2 separate regions of the Homo sapiens genome follow, and region 2 is linked to region 1. A link is an interaction called in ENCODE POLR2A ChIA-PET data of the cell type or tissue named here. Cell type or tissue: A673. All regions are shown on one strand. Each heading gives the region's core, and the rest is flanking DNA. Links, peaks and the distances in the headings are about the cores only. Region 1 overlaps AGFG1 (ArfGAP with FG repeats 1). Region 2 holds the start of SCYGR3 (small cysteine and glycine repeat containing 3).

Region 1 (8,334 bases), core at 71-8,070:
GTACAAAACATATATTAATTTACTTAACTCTAAACCTCCCTATGAAATAGGTTATATTATTATTTGCATTTTACAGATAAATGTTAACTTGCTCAAGTCAAATAGCAGCATACAGAGTTGGAATTCAAACTCATGCAGTCTGATTCCCTTGTCCAAGCTCATTAACTACCATAACCATCACATTATTCTACAATTAGAATTGATTATTCACCTCCCCCAAAAGAGACCATCAAAACCAATTCCATTGTTGCATATAATTCCTTGTTTTAGGTGTCATTCTTGCTCCTCAGTGCTGTTTTTAGCCCCTCACCCCCACTTTTAATGTCAATAGATTTTATCACTTGCTGCATCTTCTTGTTGCAGTCATACCAGTCGGTCTCCCTCATTCAGTATTTATTTATTTATTTAGAGACAGGGTCTCACTGTATGACACCCAGGATGGAGTAGAGTGGTATGATCAAGGGTGACTGCAACCTCTACTTGCCAGGCTCAGGTGATTCTCTCACCTCAGCCTCCCGAGTAGCTGGGACTACACATGCACCACCATGCTCAGTGAATTTTTATATTTTTTGTAGAGACTGTATTTTGCCATGTTGCCCAGGCTGGTCTTGAATTCCTGGGCTCAAGCAATCCATCCGTTTGGGCCTCGCAAAGTGCTGGGATTACAGGAGTGAGCCATCGTATTCAGCCCCCTCATTCATTTTAGGTACTGTTTTTATTCTCACTAGTGTTAATCATTTTGGCAATTCCAGTATCCACGTAGATATCTGCATGGCCCTCTGAATTCCTTGACCTCCAGTGATCCTTCATACTACTTTAGACCTTTTATTGATTGATAACTGTATCACCTCCCAGATTTCAGTTTCAAGCATCCAGCTCTCTGACCACCACTGATTCTCTCTTCCTGGCTTACTCTAATACTGGAGCCAACAATTTTGGGACAATCATCAGCATCTCTATTCCTTCATTTCACTAAATCCCTTTGTTATCCGTCTTCCTCCTGATGTCTTTATTTTTCTTAGCTTAGATTCCATGGTCTGTTAATATAATCACCTTTTTCCAACTTCTGTCATATTCTGCTTGATTAAACCAATATTCTACCTACTTTTACCTAAATAGCCAGATAAAGCTGGAGAAAAAAAGCCTTCGGACTAGTTTCACTTTATATATTGATGGCCACAAGTCTTCAGTGCTTCCTAGTTAGTTCATTCTCTCCCTTTTTTCCCAACCTTGAAACCCCCTTTTTTCAGTTGATGGTGTTTATTTTAGTAAAAAACCAAAACAAGCAGAAAAGAGACTTTATACTCTATCAGCAAATCTAGATGCCTGAAATAGCAATGTTAGTAGAATGTTGGGAGCAGAATGCAACCTTTCAGGGACTAAACTGTGAGTAGGTCATAAGGAATTAGAGATTGATGTTTTCCCAGGTGTGTCACTGAAACACTGTCTGTGTTAAATGAATCTTACCCCGTAATAGGCTTACTGGCTAAATTTGGGAGATGCTGAAAGCTGTGTATAGTTTGAATCTCTCTTTCCCTCTCTCTCTGGTGTTCTGATACAGAGGCAAGGAAAGATGAATAAAATTACAGGTAGAAAGTAAGTTTCCATCTGGTGGCCTAGATGTTACTAAAGCATTGGTTTTCAAACTTTAGCCCACTTCAGAATAACCTGGAGGACTTGATAAAACAGATTGCTGGGTTCTACCTAGAGGGACTGATTTCACATGTCTTGGGTTGCTCCTGAAAATTTGCATTTCCAACAAGTTCTTAGTTGACACTGATGTTGCTTGCTGATTTACGGAACTGGGAATCACATATTGAGAGTTACTTCACTTGAGTAAGAATTCAACTGTCAAGAGTGTTAAGATTGGTTAGGATTTTGATCTATAAATATAGGAAATAGCTGCTGTGGGGCAATATAATAGGAAATTAGAGCCGATTAATAACTTTGAGGGACTTTGACAGTGAGACAGTTTGAATTTGTAGAGGACTCAAGCAGCTATTTTTAATGACTTTTTTCTCTAGCAGTGTGACCTTCCAGAGAGCAGGAACAGAACCACAGCAGTTAGTAAACAATTTTGAGGGAATCCTGCAGGCTGCTTATGTCAAATAGTTTATCATCAAGCACTCCATCTTTGCTTTGCGTTACGAGTGCCAAGATGGCAGCTCTATGATCTGTCTGCCCTTAGCCCATCTGCTTCATTTTATTTATTTATTTGTATGCTTATTATTTATTCATTTATTGATTTTAGTTTTAAAAGTGGTATGTGGCAGAGGTTTTGGAATATAGTAAAGTGTCCATCAAATACAGTCAATAGTTTCATGGCTTTGGGTAAATAACTACCCTGTCTCTTGTTTTCTCATTTGGGAAGTTTTAAAATAGAAGAATGAAAAACTTCCAGGCCTCCCTTTATGAATGTAACTGATAAATCTTTAAAAATCTTAAAGAATTACATTTTGGGAGAATCATTAGTTAGGTTTCTGCCTGAGGAGAGTCCCATGTAGTTCTTTGTAAGTGGCTAAATATTGGACAAGCTGGGTCTCTTAAAGGTCTGTAGTATTTCTGGCAGTAAGTTGTACTAATGTTCCTGGATGTCTGTACTTCTCAGGCGTTGCCAGTGAAATGTTTTCATAATGGATTGTGCCTTACTCTAGTTCTCACTCGTTTTAACTGTCACTTCCTAAATGACTTTATAGTATCTGTACTGAGCCTGGAATAGGAAGGAACCACAAGAAATATATATATAGACAGACAGACACGGAGTCTCACTCTGTCATCAGGCTGGAGTGCAGTGGCGCAATCTCGGCTCACTGCAACCTCTGACTCCCGGGTTCAAGCGATTCTCCTGCTTCAGCTTCTGGAGTAGCTGGGGTTACAGGCATGCGCCACCATGCCCAGCTATTTGTTTTTTCTGTATTTTTAGTAGAGGTGGGGTTTCACCATGTTGGCCATGATGGTCTCGATCTCCTGACCTCATGATCCGCCTGCCTTGGCCTCCCATAGTGCTGGGATTACAGGCGTGAGCCACCACGCCCGACCCACAAGAAATGTTTTGAAACAGATTTGGGGACATGATAGGAAAGGAGAAGGGCAAGTCCTTTCTCCTAACCTTTCTCTTATTTCTCCCATACCCAGTTCAGTGAGCAGGTAAGATTGAGAAGTACGCTTTTCCTTCCCTGATTTCTTAAATACTTGTCAGGGTTTTTGAAACCAGATACTATGCTCTTTTCATAGTGTCGTAATTGCTTATTCTTTAGAATAATGTATTTTGGAAACTCGTGGACTTGTTTTTGATAATTTTGCTGAGGAATAGTTGATAACTTGGATATTTAAACTGATAACGTGTACATACTTAAAGTGTACAATTTGATGAGTTTTGACATTTGTATGTATCATGAAACCACTACCACAATAACAAGATAGCATATATTTTCATTGTGCAACCCTTTGTAATGAATCCACTGATCTGCTTTTCATCGCTGTAGACTGGTTTACATTAAAAATTTAAATGAATGGAAATATGCAGTATATACGTTTTGGTGGGGGGGTGCACATGTTTCTTTCAGCATAATCTTGAGGTTTATTCATGTTTCTTGTATTAATGGTTTTCTCCTTTTAATTGCTGAATAATGTTCTTCTTTGGATATTCTCCCATTTGTTTATTCACTTGTTTATGAACAATTGGGTGATTTCCAGTTTGGGGTTATTATCAGTAAAGCTGCTACAAATATTTATGTACAGTCTGAGTGTGGAAAAGTGCTTTTATTTTTCTTGAATAAATACCTAGAAGTAGAATGGCTACATCATATGCTAGGTCTATGTTTAACTCTTGAGAAACTGCCAAATGTTTTCCAAAGTGCTTACACCATTTTACATTCTAAAGAATTCCGGTTGTTCCACATTGTTACCAACACATGATGCAGTCACACTTTGTTTTCGGCTTTTCTAGTAGTATATGCATGTCTGTCTTGTGGAGTCTCAGTGTCTTTTTTTTTTTTTTTTTTTTTTTAAAGACAGAGTTTTGCTCTTGTCGCCCAGGCTGGAGTGCAATGACATGATCTTGGCTCACTGCAACCTCCCCTTCCTGGGTTCAAGCCATTCTTCTGACTCAGCCTCCTGAGTAGCTGGGATTACAGGCATGCACCACTACGCCTGGCTAATTTTTTTGTATTTTTAGTAGAGATGGGGTTTCACCATTTTGGCCAGTCTAGTCCCGAACTCCTGACCTCAGGTGATCCGCCTGCACCCGGCCTCAGTGTCATTTTAATTTGCATTTTATGCATGACTAATGATAGTGGGCTGCTGATATCTTTGGTGAAGTGTTTGTTCAGACCTTTTGCCCCCGCTTTAAACAAGTGTTGGCTGGGCATGGTGGCTCGCGCCTGTAATCCCAGCACTTTGGGAGGCTGAGGCGGGCAGATCGCTTGAGCTCATGAGTTCGAGACCAGCCTGGGCAACATGGTGAAACACCATCTCTACAAAAAATACAAAAAATTAGCCACCTGTGGTGCTGCACTCCTGTAGTCCCAGCTTACTCAGGAGGCTGAAGTGGGAGGATGGCTTGAGCCTGGGAGGCAATAAGCTGAGATTGCACCACTGCACTCCATCCTGGGTGATAGAGACAGACCTTTTCTCAAACAAACAAAAACCAAAACAAGTGTTGGGTTATCTGTCTTTTATAATTGAGTTGTAGGAATTCTTTATATATTCCAGTTTCAAGTTCTTATACATTTTACAAATACTTTTGATCAGTTGGTGTCTTGATTTTTGTACTTTTTAAGTTTTTTTGAAGAATAGTTTTTTATTTTGATGAAGTCTGCTTTATCAGTTTTTCTCTTTATAGTTCTTTTTGTGCTATTTTATTTCATTTCTCTTTTGGTTTTTCTGAAAGTTAAATATCTCAGATTCTCATTTTTTAGCTATTGGACCAAAAATGCATAGGAGACAGCTATAAAGCTAATAGTGTGTTTGCCTTATATTTGTGTTTATTGTTACAATTTTAAAGTGTTTATGATTCTAGTATTTTTGTTTGTTCTTTTTGGTTTTTTAGACTTGCTAAAGGGCCTGTGAAATAGCCATTGGTTCAGTTCCTTTGTTTTGTAAGGGAACTGAGCAGGTTACATGACTTTGCTAATGGTGAAGTTTATGATTATGCCAAGACTGAAAAGACCCCAGGTCCTCTGAAATCCCACTTCACTCTTCATTTCCCCTTTTTAATGATTTTGTTGCTAAAATTTTACTGCATACTGCAACATATTAAAAATAAATTTAGTTCCTGTTTATTAGTATCCTCATTGAAAGCATATTATTAAAATTATTATGTAGATTAGCTTCCTGAAAGAATCATAGTATCCCCTTAAAATTTCATTAAGTGAAGATGTTGAATTTAACATATATTTTTTTAATTCTTTCCAAAGGTCTGTAAACAGATTTGGCTAGGATTATTTGATGATAGATCTTCAGCAATTCCAGACTTCAGGGATCCACAAAAAGTGAAAGAGTTTCTACAAGAAAAGTATGAAAAGAAAAGATGGTGAGTGAAGAGTTTGTATGTAGAATAAAGCCTCCCCAAATCACATATTAACTATGGGTAAGGTTAGTCTGACACAATGAAGGATAAAAGACAGACAGTGAGAACTAGATAGGTATATAATTCATTATCCCTTGGCTTTTTGTTGGTTTGGTTTCTGAAAACCTTTACTTCTACTTTATCTTAACTCATCTGTTCCTGGCAGCAGGCTTTTTGTTGTAATAATTACCAGGAAAGTTAGGGATTCTTCCTTCTAATCATTCCCTATCTCTGTTAGCTTCTTTAAATATGTTTTGCCCTACAAAGCCTCCGTTCTTAAAAATCATTAATTTAGCAAGTATTTACTGAGTCATATCTTTTTTTAATTTATTGAGTTTCATCTTCTGTATACTAGGCACTATGCTAAAGCTCTGGTGTAGTAATCCATCTACTTAATTGTCTGTTGTAGCCTTTGCTCAAAATATTTTTTCTTTTGACCTAAGAAATCAGTTTACTTTCTGGTTAAGAAGGGAGCATTTACTTTTCCCTAACTAAATCTATCAGATGTTAATTTTTAAAAATTAATTCCAACAGGTTGTACATATAGCTAGTAAGCCCCTTGCTATGGAATAGGGACTATATCTATAAAGCTAGTGTTCAGCTACTGAGGGTTCTTCATTTTTAGCTATATGAGCACAATTTAAGTTACTAAGACTCATTAACTATGAACTTTTGGTTATTTCTTTAATAGTATTGCATAGTGGATACTTTCATCTTGGGAGGTTAACAAGATGGGGCAGAGAGTCAAAATAGAGGGAATAAATAATGGGGAAGTAACGAGCTTCTTGTTTGCTTGAGGAACTCTGTTTCAACCCAAGAGAATCTGTTCAGAGCCTGTTTTGGTCCTGAGGGAACATTTGTTGTGGTTTACAGCAGAGGTCTTTACCTTCATTCAGGAGCACATTAGCTCTGACTTGCATGCTCTATCAAAATTTGTATTCTTACTACTTTCCAAAATAGACTACATTTTTCTTTTTTTTTTGGAGACTGAGTTTTGCTTTTGTCACCTAGGCTGGAGTGCAATGGTGCGATCTCGGCTCACTGCAACCCCCGCCTCCTGGGTTCAAGCAATTCTCATGCCTCAGCCTCCCAAGTAGCTGGGATTACAGGCACCCACCACCACGCCTGGCTAATTTTTTGCATTTTTAGTAGAGACAGGGTTTCGCCATGTTGGCCAGGCTGGTCTTGAACTCCTGACCTCAGGTGATCCACCTGCCTCAGCCTCCCAAAGTGCTGGGATTACAGTTGTGAGCCACTGTGCCCGGCCTAAAATAGACTACTTTTTGCAAGGCAAGATTAGTCAGGGCTATATTCAGCTGTACTAGAAGACATCAAGTATGAAAATAGATTAAAATACACCAGTAAAATTTAAGTTCAGGAAAGAAGAAAATACTAGAAGGTGGGTTGGTAGTAAAAATATGGTAGCATAAATGATTCTTTTAAAATGAAAGGTATAATTATCCTTTTATCATTTTGGTTCTGAATTTCCTAGACATTCTACCCTGTAGGAAAGACTGTTCTCCTTACATAGCCCTAACCTAGTTTTGTTTTCTCAGCCGTGTTACTTTTACCAATTCAGAAAGTGAGTTTGGTTAGGGATTAGTTTATGGTCAGCTCTAGCTATCAACAGAAAAGTGAGTGTGAGTAACAGTTGGTAGAATTAAAATCATAGATCCTTACCCCCACATTTATAACAGTAATGTATTATTCATTCAAACTATAACGCAAATACCTAGAAACCTCAAATAATTACAGTTTATGTTATTTTTTTTCTTTCCTGAGAAACAGGATAATAAGAGTTATACAAATAGAGACTTCAAGTGGTGGGACAGGTGACCATCATTAAGAGGGCCAGGACCTGTATGTTTTTAATCCAGACTGCTGCACACCTGTAACATACAGCTAGCAAGCAGTGAAATTGGTTTCTAACATGGAATAAGCACTATCCAGATGCAGCATCTCTAAAAATACTCACTGTAACTATACTTAAAACAGTGATGATGGTGTTATCCAAAGGGATTTTGAAACTGTTCTTTTGACCAGTTCTCAAAATCACTTTCTGTGTTATACTAGAAGACATCAGGTATGAAAATAGATTAAAATACACCAGTAAAATTTAAGTTCAGGAAAGAAGAAAATCCTAGAAGGTGGGTTGATAGTAAAAATATGGTAGCATATTACTTTGCCAGGTGAGTCTTTTGAACCAATAACTATCATTTGATTTTATCCTTTGATAAGACTTGGCTATACTGAAGAATTTGTATTAGTAGTATGCTAAATTATGGGAAAATATAACTTCTTGTATTCATTCTCATACATCTTTTATCTCTCCCATTTACTTGAAAGCAGTTGTTTGTGATTATTATGTAGTTTAGTGACAGTGAACACTTAGTTAACACGTATACCAGGAATTGTTCTCAGTGCTTTACAAATGTTAACTTGTTTAAACCTAGGCAACTCTGCCTCTCCATTTTATAAATGAAAAAAATGGAAGCACAAAGAGTTGAAGTATTAATAGTTTGCCCAAGGTTTCACAGCCATTTAGTGGTAGAGCTGGGATTTGAACTCTTGTCTCTGGAACAGGTGCTCTTAAGCATGGTTTTCCTTCTTTCCTCACCTACTTCATATGGGGAATAAGAAGGAGGGTAGGACAAAACCCAGAATTACAAAGAGCAAAAGCTCTCACATAATCCCACACCTAGAGGTCAGGATTGCCTATGTTTGGACATTATTATATCCTTGCTACCTCTCCTTTCTTGACTCGC
Region 2 (8,334 bases), core at 95-8,094, 98 kb after region 1:
GCACGATCTTGGCTCACTGCAACCTCCACCTCACGGGTTCAAGTAATTCTCTGTCTCAGCTTCCCGAGTAGTTGGGACTACAGGCACATGCCACTGTGCCCAGCTAATTTTTGTATATATATTTTTAGTAGAGTTGGGGTTTCACCATATTGGTCAGGCTGGTCTTGAACTACTGACCTCAGGTGATCCAACCACCTCGGCCTCACAAAGTGCTACGATTACAAGCATGAGCCACCGTGCCCAGCCGCCTTTGCCTCTTCTTGTGGCCGCGCCTGACAGACCATCTGACTATCTCATAATATATGTACATATATACACACACAACACAAACCCCATACCAGGCCACCTGGGTTCTTTTTTCACAAATCTATGTCAACATGAGTATTGAGACCCAGCAAATCCTGGCAGACAGCCACATCTTCTATTTACGCTGACTGGAAACAAACTCACATTTTCAGCGAGTGGGACAGGAGGAGCAAGTGCCTAAGAAGTGTTGGGTCTTGGTGGCTGGAAAAACCACATGTCCCAGAATTCTGCCCATTAGGTTGGTCAACATTACTGGGAAAAGCGACTTGAGGGGTCCTCCCTCAGTGGGGAAAAGCGGATGCCACTTGCCTTAGCGTAAGATGGATGAACTGGCACTTCTCTCCTGACCCCGCTCTTCCAGCTGAGAACCATCACAAGGGAGGGGGCAGTTCTACAGGTGAAGCCTGGGAGGGAAGAATGAGTGAGAGGGTGGAGCCCCAGAGGTAATTCCTAAAGGCTGAGAGTAAGTAAGGGCCTTTGGGTAGCCTGAGGGTATTAGAGGCTCAGGGCTGTTGGAGCTGGAAAGGGAATAGAGACAGAGCCAGATGAGTGCCCAAAACCACCTTGTCAACTTAGACTTCAGAGGGCTCATCTCGCACCTGCCTCCAAACCCTCTCTTCTGAATTTCAAGGTGGAAGGAAAACTGTCTTTCTGTGACAGCATCTTCCCCTCTTTGGAAATCTTATTTGACATGGTTATTTGACTCATGTTCCCTTTGGTTATAACATTCATTTGGTCAGTTCAACCTGTTTAAGCTTCTGTCCAGAGCCAAACTGTGCTTAGAGTAACAAGGACACACCCTAAGTGGTCCTCGTGGGGCTGGTGCAAGAACCAGCTTCTCCGGGAGACACACCCAAGGAGCTTGGCTTCCCTCAGCCCCCGCCCCACTGCTCACCCAAGCTGGGATTCCCCGCTCTCTGCCTTGTTTCCTTCTCACTTTGCTGCTAAACTAGCCACAATAAATCAAGAATCTGAAGTCTGCAAAGAAAAGGATCAGGGAATCTCTATGAAAAATTAGCAAAATGGGTGTTTGGGGACATTTTTTATTGTGCATGGGGACACTCTCAGTAGGGTGTATCATTATTTTGATTCTAATGCTGATAGTCTCACATTACAACTGAAAGCTAATTTTGTAGTTTGAAGTGGTTGATACCACAGACTTCCATGATACCTAACATGGCTAAGAGCCAAATTTCATCATTGCCCAAAAGTGGTCAGGCTCCTGAATGATCATATGACCATTTGGAGTCTGAACAGGTATTTATGAGTCCAGACTTCTGTTTCTAAGACTCTATCAAGAGAGAGATTTGGGGAAAGTTTTGGTTTATGATAATGAAGTATCAGGCTGAGTATGTGCCCCCCAAGTCCCTTCCTTCTTTACAAACCCACAGTGAATTAATCATCCACGAATCTATGTGTCTAGTGTAAAGAATTCATCTAGTTTTTTATTCTTTGATTTATCTTTTGGGATAAAACTCATTTTTCCCCATGGACAGACAGTTTAGAGACTGGAAAGAACAAAAGAGATAGCTCTTTGAGAATGATTTAGTATAATTTATTAAGATAAGTGTTGCTTTGTGTATACAAATATACCCAGGCAGCGGTAAAAACAGCACAGAAATGAAGGCAACCTTAGAGGCATTTCAAGGTCTAACTATCTTCACTCCATTTTGTTGAGGTCATGACTTGAGTTGTAATCAACATAGAAGGCTGCATGGTTGTTATTTTTGTTGGTGATGATGATTAAATGCAGGCAGAATCACAAAAAAACTATAGAAATGTGAAATACTCACGGGCAGGTGACAGGTTCAGGTCATGCTTGTGTCCTATTAGTCAGTGGCAGCCAGAAGGGGAAAGCTTACCTACAGCAGTTACCTGCAGCAGCTGCCAGAGGCTGAGGGCCCTACCTAACAGCAGCATTGCTTCTGGCAGCAGCACTTCTGCTGGCAACAGCCCTTCCTACAGCCACAGCCACATGAGCGGCAGGTGCGGCGGCAGCAGCAGATCACAGGTGTGCTGCAACAGCCTCCACAGCAGCCGCGGCAGCAGGGGCAGCAGCTGGAGCAGCAGCCCACCCGGTAGCACCTGCAGGTGGTGCAGCTGCCACAGACACCACCACAGCCACCACCGCAGCCACCACCGCAGCCACCACCGCAGCCACCACAGCCACCACCACAGCCACCACAACTTCCACAACCACAGCAGCCCATGGTGTCAGTAGAGAGGATGCGGATGAAGTGAAGAAGGAGGACTCAGGAGAGGTGAGGAGGTCTGATGCCTCCTTCTCCTGGGGGAGGCCCTTATATACCAACTCTGGAGACAGGAGAGGGAAGGCACATGACCACTTCCTTGTTGTCATTTGACTTGATGTACATGGAAGAATCCCTCCATCTCATATTGACTTTCCTTTCAGACATCTTTGTCTTCACTACATTTTTGGTTTTGTTTATTTTTTTCATAAAACTATATGCCAGTATAAGTTAAAAAGGCCTAAAAGTTCTAGGGAAGCATTCTGGGAGCTGACGTGTGGTGAGGCTGTCCTTAGTAATGACAGCCTTCTCCTTCTTCCTAAGATGCCCTGGGAATACGCGCCATGTGCATAGGTCCATGAGTTGTTAGCAGGGCTTACAAACCCCACACAGCACCAGGCAGTCCCTGCACTGAACAATCTGAGAGCTTCTCAGCGATAGGTACAGTGATATTGAAGGCACAGTCCCTGACTTCAAAGGGCTTGCAATAGTAAGTAACAACGCAAGCTGGGAGGTGTAAATGGCCACAGATTCAAAGGTCACTGCCAAAGTCAGATGCCATCATCCCATTTATTGACCAGTGAAGGCACTGGGGCTGCTCCCTCCCTCCTCATTTGAAGCACATCATTGTGATTTGTCTTCTGCACACCAGGTCTTAATGATTATTTCAAAAGCAGAAATCAATCCTCTTAGGAGTCTGCATTTTGGTGATGTAATTCTTGGTCTGGTTCACTGTAAACTCCACCTCCCGGTTTTAAGCGATTCTCCTGCCTCAGCCTCCCGAGTAGCTGGGATTACAGGCATGTGCCACCATGCCTGGCTGATTTTTGTATTTTTAGTAGAGACAGAGTTTCACCATGTTGGCCAGGCTGGTCTCGAACTCCTGAGTTCAAGCAATCCTCCTGCCTTGGCCTCCCAAAGTGCTGGGATTACAGGCACGAGGCACTGCGCCCGGCCAGGAATTCATTTTTGTCCTTGATTAGGTGATGTCAATTGATGGCTGAGAGAAAAAAGTCTGTGCTAAATAGCCTGGCCTGGGCTCCCTAGAGAGCAGGCTCTTGGGCTATTGGGAGAGCGCAGGGTGGGAACATCGAGGGACACATGGTCCAGAGGTCAGAGAAGCTTGCTGAGCTGAATGAAGGCCCAGCATGGGGAGGAAAGGAGTTTATGGCTCCAAGGAGAAGCCTGTGGCTGTGGATCATGGTGGAGTGTGAGAATTTGTGACCAACAAGAAGCCTGTAAAAAAGGCAAGAAAAATATGAGTGCAAGCAGGGTCTTCTCCATGCATGCTGAGGTAGAGGCTTCTGGCGATCAGTCAGTGCTCAGCAGACAGCAGTCAGCATCTCTGCTGCAGACGAGATCATCCTCCAACTCATTTTGTAACAGGCTCGCTGCCCAAAGCCTGTTTTCCCAACTTGGTAAAATTGTTCTTCAGAAATTTGAGCAAGAGAAAGTGCTGCCACGTCCCTGTGGCTGATTAGAGTTGTTTATTAATGACCTCAAGCTGTCTCTGTGGTATATGGACTAAACAGAGCATTTTCAACTTGTCAGGGAGTTGCTTGAACTGGGGTCGCGGGGACAGTGGAGCTAGAGAGACGTGAATAGGTTTGAAGTTATTAACGAGGCAGAAGCAACAGAATTTGGTGAAAGACTAGAAATGGAACTAAGAGAAAAGAAAGATTCAAAGATAATTTTTAACATGGATTCATATCTTGATGGATACGGAGCAGTGGAGGGAACACACAGTTTTATTTTGGTGGCTAGTTGGTGATCAGGCAGGGAGAATTATGACTTGAGTCTGGAGCATGTGACATTGGAGGTGTCCCTGAAACTCCAAGGGGAGAAGGTGGAATGGAGAGTGGCTATTGATGGATTTTGTAGTCCGCAGGAGAGTCTGAGCTGGAGGCACCCCATGGAGAAACTAACCAGGGAATACGCATATGGAAATCTACACATGGGTGTGAATGTCAGCACTCTGGGAGGCAGGACGGAGTGAGAAGGGAAGGGAGTGTTGCTTCAAGCCTTATCATAGACAATTGTGAGCGGAAACAAAACAGAAAAAAGAGTCATTTACTATAAAGATCCCTTCAGAAATATAGTTGGCAAGTGAGCATTTTTGCAAAAATGACATGTTTTATTTGGATGCTCTTATTTACTCTTTTGCATCTCGGGAATTTCCATGAAAGCAGGGTGATTTCCTGGAGAGAAGCCATGGCAGAGAGATGGAAAAGCAGCTGGCAGCCACCTTGGGTTCCGGCTTAACCCGAAGTCTCAAGGATTCAAGTGGTTTCTGAGTAAATGAAGATCCTCTCCTACATGTTAGCATCTCTTGGCTTGCTTTTAATCTGGTTTTAACAGAGACAAGTGAAAATTAGCAAATGTTTTGGGTCAAATATAGTCCATAAGGATGTAAACAAGGAATAGTCCTAGATAACCTTATCATGGAAACTGCAGTAGCAACAACAAGGAAGTGACCACTGGTCATGTGTCCTGGGTCACTCCCTCTTCCTTTCCCCAAGATGGTACATAAGGGTGTCCCCCAGCAGAAGGAGGCATCAGACCTCCTCACCTCTCCTGAGTCCTCTCTGCTCACTTCACCTGAGTCCTCTACTGACACCATGGGTTGCTGTGGTTGTGGAAGTTGTGGTGGCTGTGGTGGCCGCTGCGGTGGTGGCTGTGGTGGTGGCTGCAGTGGTGGCTGCGGTGGTGGCTGCGGTGGTGGCTGTGGTGGTGGCTGTGGCAGCTGCACCACCTGCAGGTGCTACCGGGTGGGCTGCTGCTCCAGCTGCTGCCCCTGCTGCCGCGGCTGCTGTGGAGGCTGCTGCAGCACTCCCGTGATCTGCTGCTGCCGCCGCACCTGCGGCTCGTGTGGCTGTGGCTATGGGAAGGGCTGTTGCCAACAGAAATGCTGCTGCCAGAAGCAATGCTGCTGCTAGGCGGGCCCCCGGCCTCTGGGCAGGGGCTGCAGGTATCTGCCCTGTAGGTAAGACTCCCATCCTTCCCATCCTGTCTGGTCTCCCCCTCCTCTGTGGTCTTGAACTCTGTTGCTGTTTTTCTTTGGTGTTTCATGTCTTTCCGTCTGAAAAGCTTCCAAACTAATAGGAACGATCTCATGGAAAAATATGAGAACAGCACAGCAGCTGTGAAACTGTCCAGGTCACTGACCTCAGGGAAATGAAATCACAACTCCTCGTGTTTGGTCTGATGGACATGCTCATGGCTATGCAGCTCCGTCTTAGTTCCACTTTTCCCATCGGCATGCGATGCTTCTTTTGTTTCTTTGCTTTTGTGTTCTTAGTTATCACATAACATTGTCCAAATTTCCTAACAAAATAAACTAAGTGCCCATAAAAACTTCTCTTTTTGCCTTTCTTCCACTTGATCACACTGAATTCTGGTTTGTCTGTTCAGAAACTGGAGAGATGTTTTATCTTTTTTATCTTGGAACAAAGCCTTTGAAACACTTGTGCCCTGGCTCATCCCTGTAATCCCATCACTTTAGGAGGCCAAGGCAGGAGAGTCCAGGAGTTCAAGACCAACCTGGGCAACATGGTGAGTTCCCCCGTCTCTACAAAAAATACAAAAATTAGCCAGGTGTGGTGGTGCGTGCCTGTAGTCTCAGCTACTCGGGAGGCTGGGGCAGGAGGATCACTTGAGCCTAGGAGGTTGAGGCTGCAGTGAGCCGAGATCATGCCACTGCACTACAGTCTGGGGGACCCAGCAAGACCCTGACACACACACACACACACACACACACACACACACACTAAACAATAACCAAAAAAAAAAAAAAAGGAAAAAGATGAAAAACACTTGCTATGGCAGCAATGCAGCAAAGGATCATGTAAGAAGCTGTGGCCGGGCCTCTGGGGACCAGCCTTGCTCAGTGACACATTATGTTGCCTCAGAACAAGCCTGCAGTGTGTCTTCCTCCCTGGAGATCCAGGGTCCCTGTTTTTGTTTTTGTTTTTTTTTGAGATAGAGTCTCACTCTGCTCCTCAGGCTGGAGTGTAGTGGCGTGATCTCGGCTCACTGCAACCTCTGCCTCCCGGGTTCAAGTGATTATCCTGCCTCAGCCTCCTGAGTAGCTGGGACTATAGGCATGAGCCACCACGCCCAGCTGATTTTTGTATTTTTAGTACAGACAAGGTTTCGCCATGCTGGCCAGACTGGTCTCGAACTACTGACCTCAAGTGATCCACCCGCCTCAGCCTCCCAAGGTGCTGGGATTATAGGCATGAGCCACAGGACCCGGCCTGGGGCCCCTGTTTTATTGATGTAAGACGACACAGCCCTTCAGTGATAGACCCACATGCCAAGCTCAGGTGTTGCAATCAAGAACAAATATGGAATTTAATGGTGGGGTAAGCTCAGCTGGGTTTCGCTGGGTTTCGTTCATTCATATGTTTCATATTCTTCTTTCTTCTTCCTCCCTTTCTCCTGTGTGTGAGGTTTTCTTCTTTTCCTTTTTTTCCATACACTGCAACATTTCGTGGAAGACATTTGAAACCTTTTATTTATTTATTTATTTTGAGACAGAGTCTTGCTTTGTCGCTCAGGCTGGAGTGCAATGGCGTGATCTTGGCTCACTGCAACCTCCGCCTCCCAGGGTCAAGCGATTCTCCTGCCTCAGCCTCCTGAGTAGCTGGGATTAGAGGCGCCTGCCCCCGTACCTGGCTAATATTTGTTGAAACATTTTAAAACCAAATACATTCGATTGTGGAAAAATTCTCCCAGTGACACCGTCTTCTTTACTACCTTTAGTAAAAGCAAGAAATGAAATCAGGGCCTAATAAAAGAAAGCCGGTGGGAAGGGGGTTTTCAAACTTCTTTGAAGGAGGAAGTCTTTTTTTCAGTGCTTCAATTTAACGAAGAGCATGTTGCTCTTTCCTTTCCCTTCCTTTTTTCTTGTTGATTATTTTCTCTAGCTTCCACACTTTTTCTGACTGTTGAGATTCTATGGTTCTGTTTGCTGAAGAGACTTCAGGCTAAGGAGATTTGGGATCAAGATGGTTTCATGTGTTCACACATTGATGCGGCCTCTGCTCAAAACAGGAAAAAGAAAGTTTGTTTTTGTGTTATATACACAGGATAGATATGTGTATATAACATATAAAAATAAAATAACAACATAGCTGAACTCAAAAACAAGACATCTATCTCTGTGGATCACAGACTGAAAATATAAAATGCAGGGCTGGAGCTGTGGGCTTGCTGGGTTCTGGGTCACAGGCATGACGTGCGTAGGATACAAGAGAGGCCAAATACCTCATGAGAGTGGGGGATCAGAGCCAGTCTCACTTTTGAAGATAGGTGTCAGAGTGGGGCCACCTTCGTCTTGGAATAAACCTGCTGTCCTTGCTGCCCCAGGCTGTGGATTCTGAACTGCTAACCCCTTATACCAGGTGTCCCCAAACACCAGGCCACGGACCAGGACTCACAGCAGGAGGTGAGCGGTGGGCAAGTGAGCGAAGCTTCATCTGTATTTACACCTCTCCCCATCGTTCACATTACCATCACATTACCACCCAAGCTCCGCCTCCTGTCAGATCAGCAGCCACAGCATTAGCTTCTCATAGGAGCACAAACCCTATTGTGAACTCCGCATGTGAGGGATCTAGGTTGTACATACCTTATGAGAATCCAATGCCTGTTGATCGGTCACTGTCTCTCATCACCCCCAGATGGGACCATCTATTTGCAGGAAAACAAGCTCAGGGCTCCCACTGATTCTACATTATGGTGAGTTGTACAATTATTTCATGATATATTACATTGT

The links. Peaks named below come from ENCODE experiments on the same cell type or tissue, not always from the same donor. Only the 100,000 strongest peaks of a DNase experiment are listed, where the experiment ranks them.
Region 2: POLR2A ChIA-PET joins it to region 1 with 16 read pairs; 2 of 35 experiments call an interaction of 5 or more read pairs at or near these places.

The regions. Positions count from the first base shown.
Region 1 is chr2:227,514,531-227,522,864 of GRCh38, forward strand. AGFG1 (ArfGAP with FG repeats 1) reads left to right here. Exons shown (of 13, transcript NM_004504.5): 3 at 5,418-5,533. Among named protein-coding and RNA genes, the nearest start is that of AGFG1, 47 kb to the left of the region's middle. In A673, for the core only: no CTCF peak of the experiment used is centred there; no DNase peak of the experiment used is centred there.
Region 2 is chr2:227,612,325-227,620,658 of GRCh38, forward strand. SCYGR3 (small cysteine and glycine repeat containing 3) reads right to left here and starts at 2,516. Exons shown (of 1, transcript NM_001395404.1): 1 at 2,214-2,516. The coding sequence starts at 2,516. The coding sequence ends at 2,214. It overlaps SCYGR4 (small cysteine and glycine repeat containing 4), which reads left to right and starts at 5,174. Exons shown (of 1, transcript NM_001395405.1): 1 at 5,174-5,491. The coding sequence starts at 5,174. The coding sequence ends at 5,491. It overlaps LOC729968 (spore coat protein SP96), which reads right to left and starts at 6,331. Exons shown (of 2, transcript NR_149019.1): 1 at 5,154-6,331; 2 at 4,667-4,900. It also overlaps the pseudogene SLC19A4P. In A673, for the core only: no CTCF peak of the experiment used is centred there; no DNase peak of the experiment used is centred there.